Linked DNA regions of Homo sapiens: region 1 is linked to region 2. Evidence: chromatin contacts called from ENCODE Hi-C data. All regions are on one chromosome and are shown on one strand. The core of a region is the stretch at or near the end of the contact, and the rest is flanking DNA. Distances in the headings are between cores, read along the strand shown. Region 1 holds the start of NRM (nurim). Region 2 overlaps HCG27 (HLA complex group 27).

Evidence for each region. A loop is a pair of places that touch in the nucleus more often than their neighbours do. Pooled maps may share reads with other maps.
Region 1: a map with no recorded cell type shows a loop between it and region 2 (4-fold over the local background). The contact joins the promoter of NRM here to the enhancer-like site in region 2. A Hi-C loop is called at or near these places in 1 of 168 maps with a recorded cell type or tissue (gastrocnemius medialis), 3 of 37 single-sample maps with no recorded cell type and 9 of 50 pooled maps.

Annotation. Positions count from the first base shown.
Region 1 is chr6:30,689,070-30,692,570 of GRCh38, forward strand. It overlaps NRM (nurim), which reads right to left and starts at 1,915. Exons shown (of 4, transcript NM_001384369.1): 1 at 1,773-1,915; 2 at 978-1,174; 3 at 207-383. The coding sequence starts at 1,905.
Region 2 is chr6:31,202,806-31,206,534 of GRCh38, forward strand. It overlaps HCG27 (HLA complex group 27), which reads left to right. Exons shown (of 2, transcript NR_026791.1): 2 at 1-1,163. Among named protein-coding and RNA genes, the nearest start is that of HCG27, 6.9 kb to the left of the region's middle. RefSeq lists enhancers at 1-231, 390-1,110, 1,111-1,830, 1,831-2,550, 2,551-3,269. Within about 2 kb of position 1,271, at least 33 of the 41 ENCODE cell types and tissues checked have a DNase peak (open chromatin) inside an H3K27ac peak, as active enhancers do; they include gastrocnemius medialis, where a contact is called at or near this core.

The DNA.
Region 1 (3,501 bases), core at 665-3,164, 510 kb before region 2:
TCCCTGATCCTGACTTCTGATCCATGTACCTTCCCCAGGCCCAGGAGGCCCATGCTTGCTGCCCTTACGAGGGAAAGTCAAAGGGAAGGGCCACGAGGGAGAAGCAGGGAGACAGTAGAAGAGCATGGGAGGAGGGAAACCCTTGAAAGGGAACGAGGAGTTCTAAAATGGGTCAGAGGTCATAGGTAGGGATCTCGGAGCCTCACCTGTTTGAGGCCCATGAGCTCAGCATAGTCAAAGACGAGAAGGATGCTAAAGATGAGGAGCCAGGAGATGACATGGAGCACAAAGCAGAGGAGCGGCACCCAGGTGGCCCATGGCTCAGCCCGAGCCTCCCACAACACAGGGCCTTTGGGTATGGGCTCCCAGTACCGCATCACCAGCTGTGGAAGGATAAGGGGCTGGGTATCCCAGTGGCCTAGTCTGCCCGACCTTGGGAGACCCAGACCCAGATCTGCCCCCACCACAGGCTAGCCTGCAACTCTCCCCCACCTCTCTCCTAAGCATCACCACCAAATATTCACCATGTGGAGGGTGCGTGCTGGGTGAGGTCCCAAAGATGTAAGGATGGCCTGTCTCTACCCTGAGAACTTATAGAATAGATGGGGTGACCTGATAGCTACGCAAAGTAGTAGCCTGTGCCAACCACCCAGTGAAAAGACAGACAAGGCCTTCTCTTCAGACCTAGGGAAGTGGTTTTGAAGAAAGGGTAGGACTGAAGAGAAGGGATCTCAAGCAGGACATAAACAAAGTTGCAGAGGTGAGAAGCATATCTTGTGCTTAGGGAAGGACAAGTACACCCTTCTTGATAAAAAGTAGGATATGTGCTGTGGAGGAATGGAAGCTGAGATTAGTTCCTCAATTCTCCTCCTGAACCCATATTTTGCCCCTCCAATCCACGGCACCCCTCCCACACTTGGTCTCCCTTGGGGACTCAACTGCCAGGATTTCATACCTGCAAGGCCAGGGCCTCATACCTGCAAGGCCAGGGCAGTGCAGGCCACATACAGTGACCTCTGAAGGACCCCAAAGTACCGGGATGTCCATGCCTTCACTCTTTCAGCTGCCATGAGGCTGTGCTGCCCAACAAATAGAAGCAGGAGCCCCAGATCCCATGCCAGGGGGGCAAGGATGCTGCGGTCCTGCAGGGCAGCCAGCCATCCCTGGCGGGCATCTACAGGAAGTTGAGGGAAAAAGAGACAAAAGATCGAAACAGTGGCAGAATGTTTCCCCCACCCTCATCTCCTCTTGGATCCCCAGGCCATGTCCCTTACTGCTTTCAAGAGCCTTAATGCTTCCTCTCTAGGCTGTGCCCATCTCACTTTTCCATCCCTAGTTTCTGCCCTCTTCCCTAGGCCTCCTGCAAACCTGGGGAAGAGGATTTATAGAACACCACATGTTAGGCAGTTGCAAAAAGCATGGCTGGAGAGGCCACGCTGGATTGCCCCTCTTACTTCGGTTCTCCAAATGCTCCTTCTTTTTAACACTCTCCTCTCAACAGTCCTCTCTACAAAACACTTTACTTAGAATACTCCGGTCACCGCCCTTTTCGGCTCCCTCAGTCCTCACTCTCCCGCCTCTCCAAAACTCTAATCCTTGAGTTCCTAATTTAGAACTCAGGTCTCCCTCCCCTGTAGCTTCTCGGCCGCTTTCAAGGTTCGAGTTCCCTCTCTTGGACTTCCCCTGTCATTTGTTTCCAAGCCCCGCCCTCAATCCCTCTCCTACGGCTCCACCTTCCTCCTCCCAGTTCATCCTCGATCCCTCCCGCTCACCCGGACCACCAGACTCCGGGATCCCTCCAAGAAGTGGCCGAAGGGAGGTAAAGCGCACGAACTCCACTCCGGTGCCAAAGGCCAGGATGAAAGAGGCGAGGGCAGCAGGGATCAGGAGCAGTGCAGGGGCCATGGCGAGAAATGGAGGGGTGGGGAAAGGGGCGGGGTCGGGATTCCCGCTGCCACAGGCCCCGCCCGCGGCCCCGCCCCCGGCTGAATCCAGCCCAGGAGGGCGGGGCTCCTGCACGCCACCGCCAGGCTTCCGGCCCGCCTGGCGCAGCCTTCCCCATCCAGCTGTGGATCCGTCCTGGGATGCGTGTCCCGGCCTGCTGTCTCTCCGTCACAGAAGGGAATGTTAGAATCCCGAGAGAGAGCTGTTAAGGGTAGCGGCTCTGCAGCCGCTCACGTGGGTTGAATCTCAGCTCGTCTAGTTTTCCCATCTAAAATGAAAAGTTACTGTTTTACCACAAAATAAATTAATGTATGGAATACATTGTACAGAATACAATATACAGAATAAATTCTGTAACTTACTATAAAGTTGAGTTGTTGACTGGCCAGTTGCTAAGAATGGCAAATAACTTCTCTGTAAATACTGAAAGGTTTGTTGTAATAGTGCCAGAGATTGTTGATTAGTAACCACGAGAATAAACATGTTAAAATATTTGTGATAGTAACCTTTGTCAGAATTAAAGATCATGCAGCTAAGGACCTTGTCACAGTAGACGTACACATAGTAGGGACCTTAGATATCATTAGACTAATTCCATCAACTTATAGATAGAAGAAACAGGTCCAGAGAGATAATTGCCTGAGTTAGGAAGCTGCTAATCCTGTAGGCTAAGGGACCAGATAATTGCTGAGCAGCCTCTCGCAGGCTTTACATTCCTTCTCCGTCTCCTGGGCTCAGTACTCCCACCCTCCTCTGAATCAATGCTGTTGTATGCTGTACCAGACATCTTATGTTTTCCCTTGAATTCAGTCTCCACCCTGCTTTCTGCTTCAGTAAGTTGTCCCAAATGGACGGTATCAATGAAAGTCACAGTTTTTATTGAGAAAGTCCTCTCGCCGGGCGCGGTGGCTCACGCCTGTAATCCCAGCAGTTTGGGAGGCCGAGGCGGGTGGATCACGAGGTCAGGAGATCGAGACCACGGTGAAACCCCGTCTCTACTAAAAATACAAAAAAAATTAGCCGGGCGCGGTGGCGGGCGCTTGTAGTCACAGCTGCTCAGGAGGCTGAGGCAGAAGAATGGCGTGAACCCGGGAGGCAGAGCTTGCAGTGAGCCGAGATCGCGCCACTGCACTCCAGCCTGGGCGACAGAGCAAGACTCCATCTCAAAAAAAAAAAAAAAAAAAAAGAAAAGAAAAAAAAAAAAAGAAAGTCCTCTCTACACGACTGCTCTGTCCTCATCTTTTTGAGCTTGGAGGTGATCACAACAGAGCTGTGGGTACTAAGGCACTGCACTATTCTTTCTGATTTCCCTACACCCTGCCTACTTCTTTGTAATTATCACTTTATTAAACTCTCCCCCAAATTATCCTAATTTCACTGTGCTATTCATTTCCTGCTAGGACCATGAATAGAGACACTTACCACACAAAGCAATGTGCTACAAGCTATGGGGTTCATTGGAAGTGTAAGAGGCCAGACTCGGTGGCTCACGCCTGTAATCCCAGCAATTCGGGAGGCTGAGGTGGGTGGATCACTTTAGACCAGAAGCTGGAGACC
Region 2 (3,729 bases), core at 21-2,520:
TTCTCACTCTAACCTTCCTTCCTGCCGCACCTTCTGCCCCATCCCCAGGCTCTGGCCTCTCTCTCTCCTCTTCTACCCTTTAGCAGGTAATGACTCAGTTCCCACTGAGGAGCCAGCTGTAGGTGAGAGTTTGGGCTCTCGGTGAGGTTGGGAGAAGGAAAAGGCTTATGGGCCAGGGGGTGGGAGGGAGAATGGGCACAGCCAGAGCAGAGTGGAAGGGTTGGGGGAGGCGATAAAGACAGATGTTTCCGTATTACCATTTTTCTTTCATGGTCCGAGGGAGCTGCCCTTCCCCCAAGCCCAGGAAAGTGAAAAGAGAAGCAGGAACAGTAAAATACTCCACAGGAAAGAAAAATCTTAGTGATCCCTCCTGCTGTCTCTTTCCTTTTGCCTATTCTGGCAAATTTTGTAAGTGAAATTTGTTACCAAGATGTGAAAATCTTATAAGAAAGTCTCTAAATATTTGAGAATAAAATTATCAATGTCTCAGCTCTGCAGGCTGAAAAAACGGAGGCTTTACAAAATAAAATCATGCTTGGAAAACTTCTCCTCTGAGGGATGTCAAAGGCTGCACTGAATAAGCTCTAAGGTGGTGCTGAAATGAGTCATTTATTTGCCTGTGTAAGCTCAGGCAGGTGTTGGAATTGAGGAAGTATAGGTAATGAAAAAAGTAAACATGTCCTCGGGACATAGCGACTGGTGATGACCACACAATCAACACAATAAACTCTAGCATTCACATTGTAGTCCAGCTCATTCAAGCAAAGCTATCTCCAATAGGGAGTTTACCCTGTACAGAACACGTGCATTTCCACCTGTTCTCAGACTGACCCTTTGCTCATCACAATAGTGAAAAAAAACACAGCCCTGGGTGGAGATTTAAGATGCTAATGAGTCATGAGATGTATGAACAAGCATGTACAGCTACTGCACACGTGCACCCAGAAGACCGCCCAGAACATGCTTGCTAGTAACACCTCTTCCCACCCACCTCCTGTGAATAATCATGTAAGACTCCCATAAAGGGAGTTTCTCCAGCAGTGATCAATGCTGTCTCATCCTTAGGAGCAGCCCACCCTGAATCCTCTCAGGGTGTACAGTTTATTTTGCACTTAACTTTCAAAATAATATTTTTCCTTTGTAATAAATTGCTTTGTACTTCATCTCCTTTGCTGCGTGTTTCTTGTTTAAATTCTTTTAAATGAAGAAGTCAAGAACCAAGGTATTACAACAGCCGTCAACATTTCCGGTGCCATGACTCAGAGGTTTGTCTGCTTCGTTGGTTTCAGTTTCCCTTCACTACTGGTGAGTACTATGGCAGCCAGAGACCCCTGATTGACTATCACTGCTTTCCCCAGATCTATTAAGGTTTTGGGGGAGGACCTTTTAACTCACTCACATTCTTTGAGCAACTAATTGTGATTGCTTTCCATTTGGCTGCTGCTTTTACAGTGTTTACAATTACCTTATTTGGATGGAACGCCCTGATTATTCAGCCTTGGGACTTTTGCTGCTTCTGTTTCACTTTTTGTTTTGCTGTTCCTCCCAGGACTGCACCTGATCTGTACTTACTGGCTATTGTAACTTTTTTTTTTTTTTTTTTTTTGAGACAAGAGTCTCACTCTGTCACCCAGACTGGAGTGCAGTGGCTCTATCTCGGCTCACTGCAACCTCCACCTCCTGGGCTCAAGCGATTCTCCTGCCTCAGCCTCCCAAGTAGCTGGGATTACAGGCGTGCACCATCACGCCCGGCTAATTTTTGTATTTTCAATAGAGTCGGGGTCTCACCATACTGGCTCAGCTGGTCTCGAACTCCTGACCTTATGATCAGCCCACCTTGGCCTCCCAAAGTGCTGGGATTACAGACATGAGCCACCGCGCCCAGCACTTGTTTGTTAATCAAGTAATCTCTTCAAAGATTTTTGTTCACCTTGAGGGACACATTAGATCTACTTTTGCCAACAGTCCCCATTCCTCCAGGCTCTGTGTGTTCTGAGACTCCTCTGAGTCTCAGAGGAGTGTGTTCTGAACGTCTCCTCTGAGAACAGGAGACGTTCCAAGAGGCCATCCATGTTGAGTGCAGGATGTGTGGCCACATGGATGTGTAGTCATGGGGACTATAACCAGGCATTCCAAGCATGATGACTGGACATTAAAAATGGCAGATCAGTGAAATAAGGAAGGGCTTGTTGGTGAGACATCCAGGCTCCCCGGCTGGCAGCAGAGATCACTTCAGTTCAGCTTGGAGACGTCCAGCACCAGTGAGACCTAGAATGGTGCATGGCAAATGCCCATGACCTCCTAGGGCCTCAGTTTCATGGGGATTCAAGGGAACACCCTGGACTCCATCGTCCGGCTTAGCTCACAGGGATGCCGATGACCTCCTGGATTTTGGTACATGTTTCTGTGGTTGCAGGATTCTCTTGTTACCTAGAAAGCCACCTCCTCTACTGTCACTGAAACACCTCTAGGGTATATACTAAACATTGGAATATTTTGAAACTGTATAAATTAAAAGATAATAGGTGGGTGCGATGGCTTACACCTGTAATCTCAGCACTTTGCGAGGCCGAGGTGGGCAGATCACCTGAGGTTGGGATTTTGAGACCAGCCTGACCAACATGGAGAAACCCCATCTCTACTAAAAATACAAAATTAGCTGGGCATGGCGGCACATTCCTGTAATCCCAGCTACTCGGGAGGCTGAGGCAGGAGAATTGCTTGAACCAGGAGGCGGAGGTTGCAGTAAGCCGAGATTATGCCATTGCACTCCAGCCTGGGCAACAAGAGCAAAACTCCGTCTCAAAAAAAAATTTTTTTTAAATAAATATAATAAACAATTGCCAAAGAGTAAAACTATTGATACAATCCTCACCACTTTAAGGCTTAAGGTTTTCTTTTCCATCACTGAGTCTCTCCCTTTCCTCTCATTCTTCCACTTACAAATCTCCAAAACAATTCTCACGCACTGTGACTTTGCTCCCTTCAGCTGATTTATCAGTTCATCCTGATAGCCTGATAGGTGACAAGCAGAGGTGAGGACTTCAAAGTTCACACCAAGTAGATCTAGTTCACTGTGGCCCTCCTTGACAGGAAGTTTGTGAAGCTGGCAGGGCTTCCGTCCAGGCTGTGCACTGTCTGGGAATCCTCATTTGCAATGTCTGGAGATCTTCATTTTTCTTACTACTAACAATCATCTTGTTATGTTTGCACTTCTTTGCATTTCACCCCTTTTGAATTCTGTCCTTCCATGAAAATTTATTGTCCTTTTTGATCCATCTGTATTCACAGACTTTCATTTGCTTTCTTTTTCTCTCTAACCCGTAAGACTGATAAAAATTGTCCTAAAGTTTCTTTCTTTCTGCTTTGTGTGTCAGGGCTCCTCTGCCTTTGGTGAGAGCAGAGTTTTATCTTTACCGGAAGAAAACTTTTTTTTTTTTTTTTTTTTGAGATGAAATCTCACTCTGTCACCCAGGCTGGAGTGCAGTGGCCCGATCTCAGCTCACTGCAACCTCCACCTCCCTGGTTCGAGCAATTCCCCTGCCTCAGCCTCCCGAGTAGCTGGGACTACAGGTGTGTGCCACCACGCCTGGCTAATTTTTTTGTATTTTTAGTAGAGATGGGGTTTCACCATATTGGCCAGACTGCTCTGGAACTCCTGACCTCAGGCAATCTGCCTGCCTCAGCCTCCCAAAATGCTGTGATTACAGGTGTGAGCCACAGTGCCCA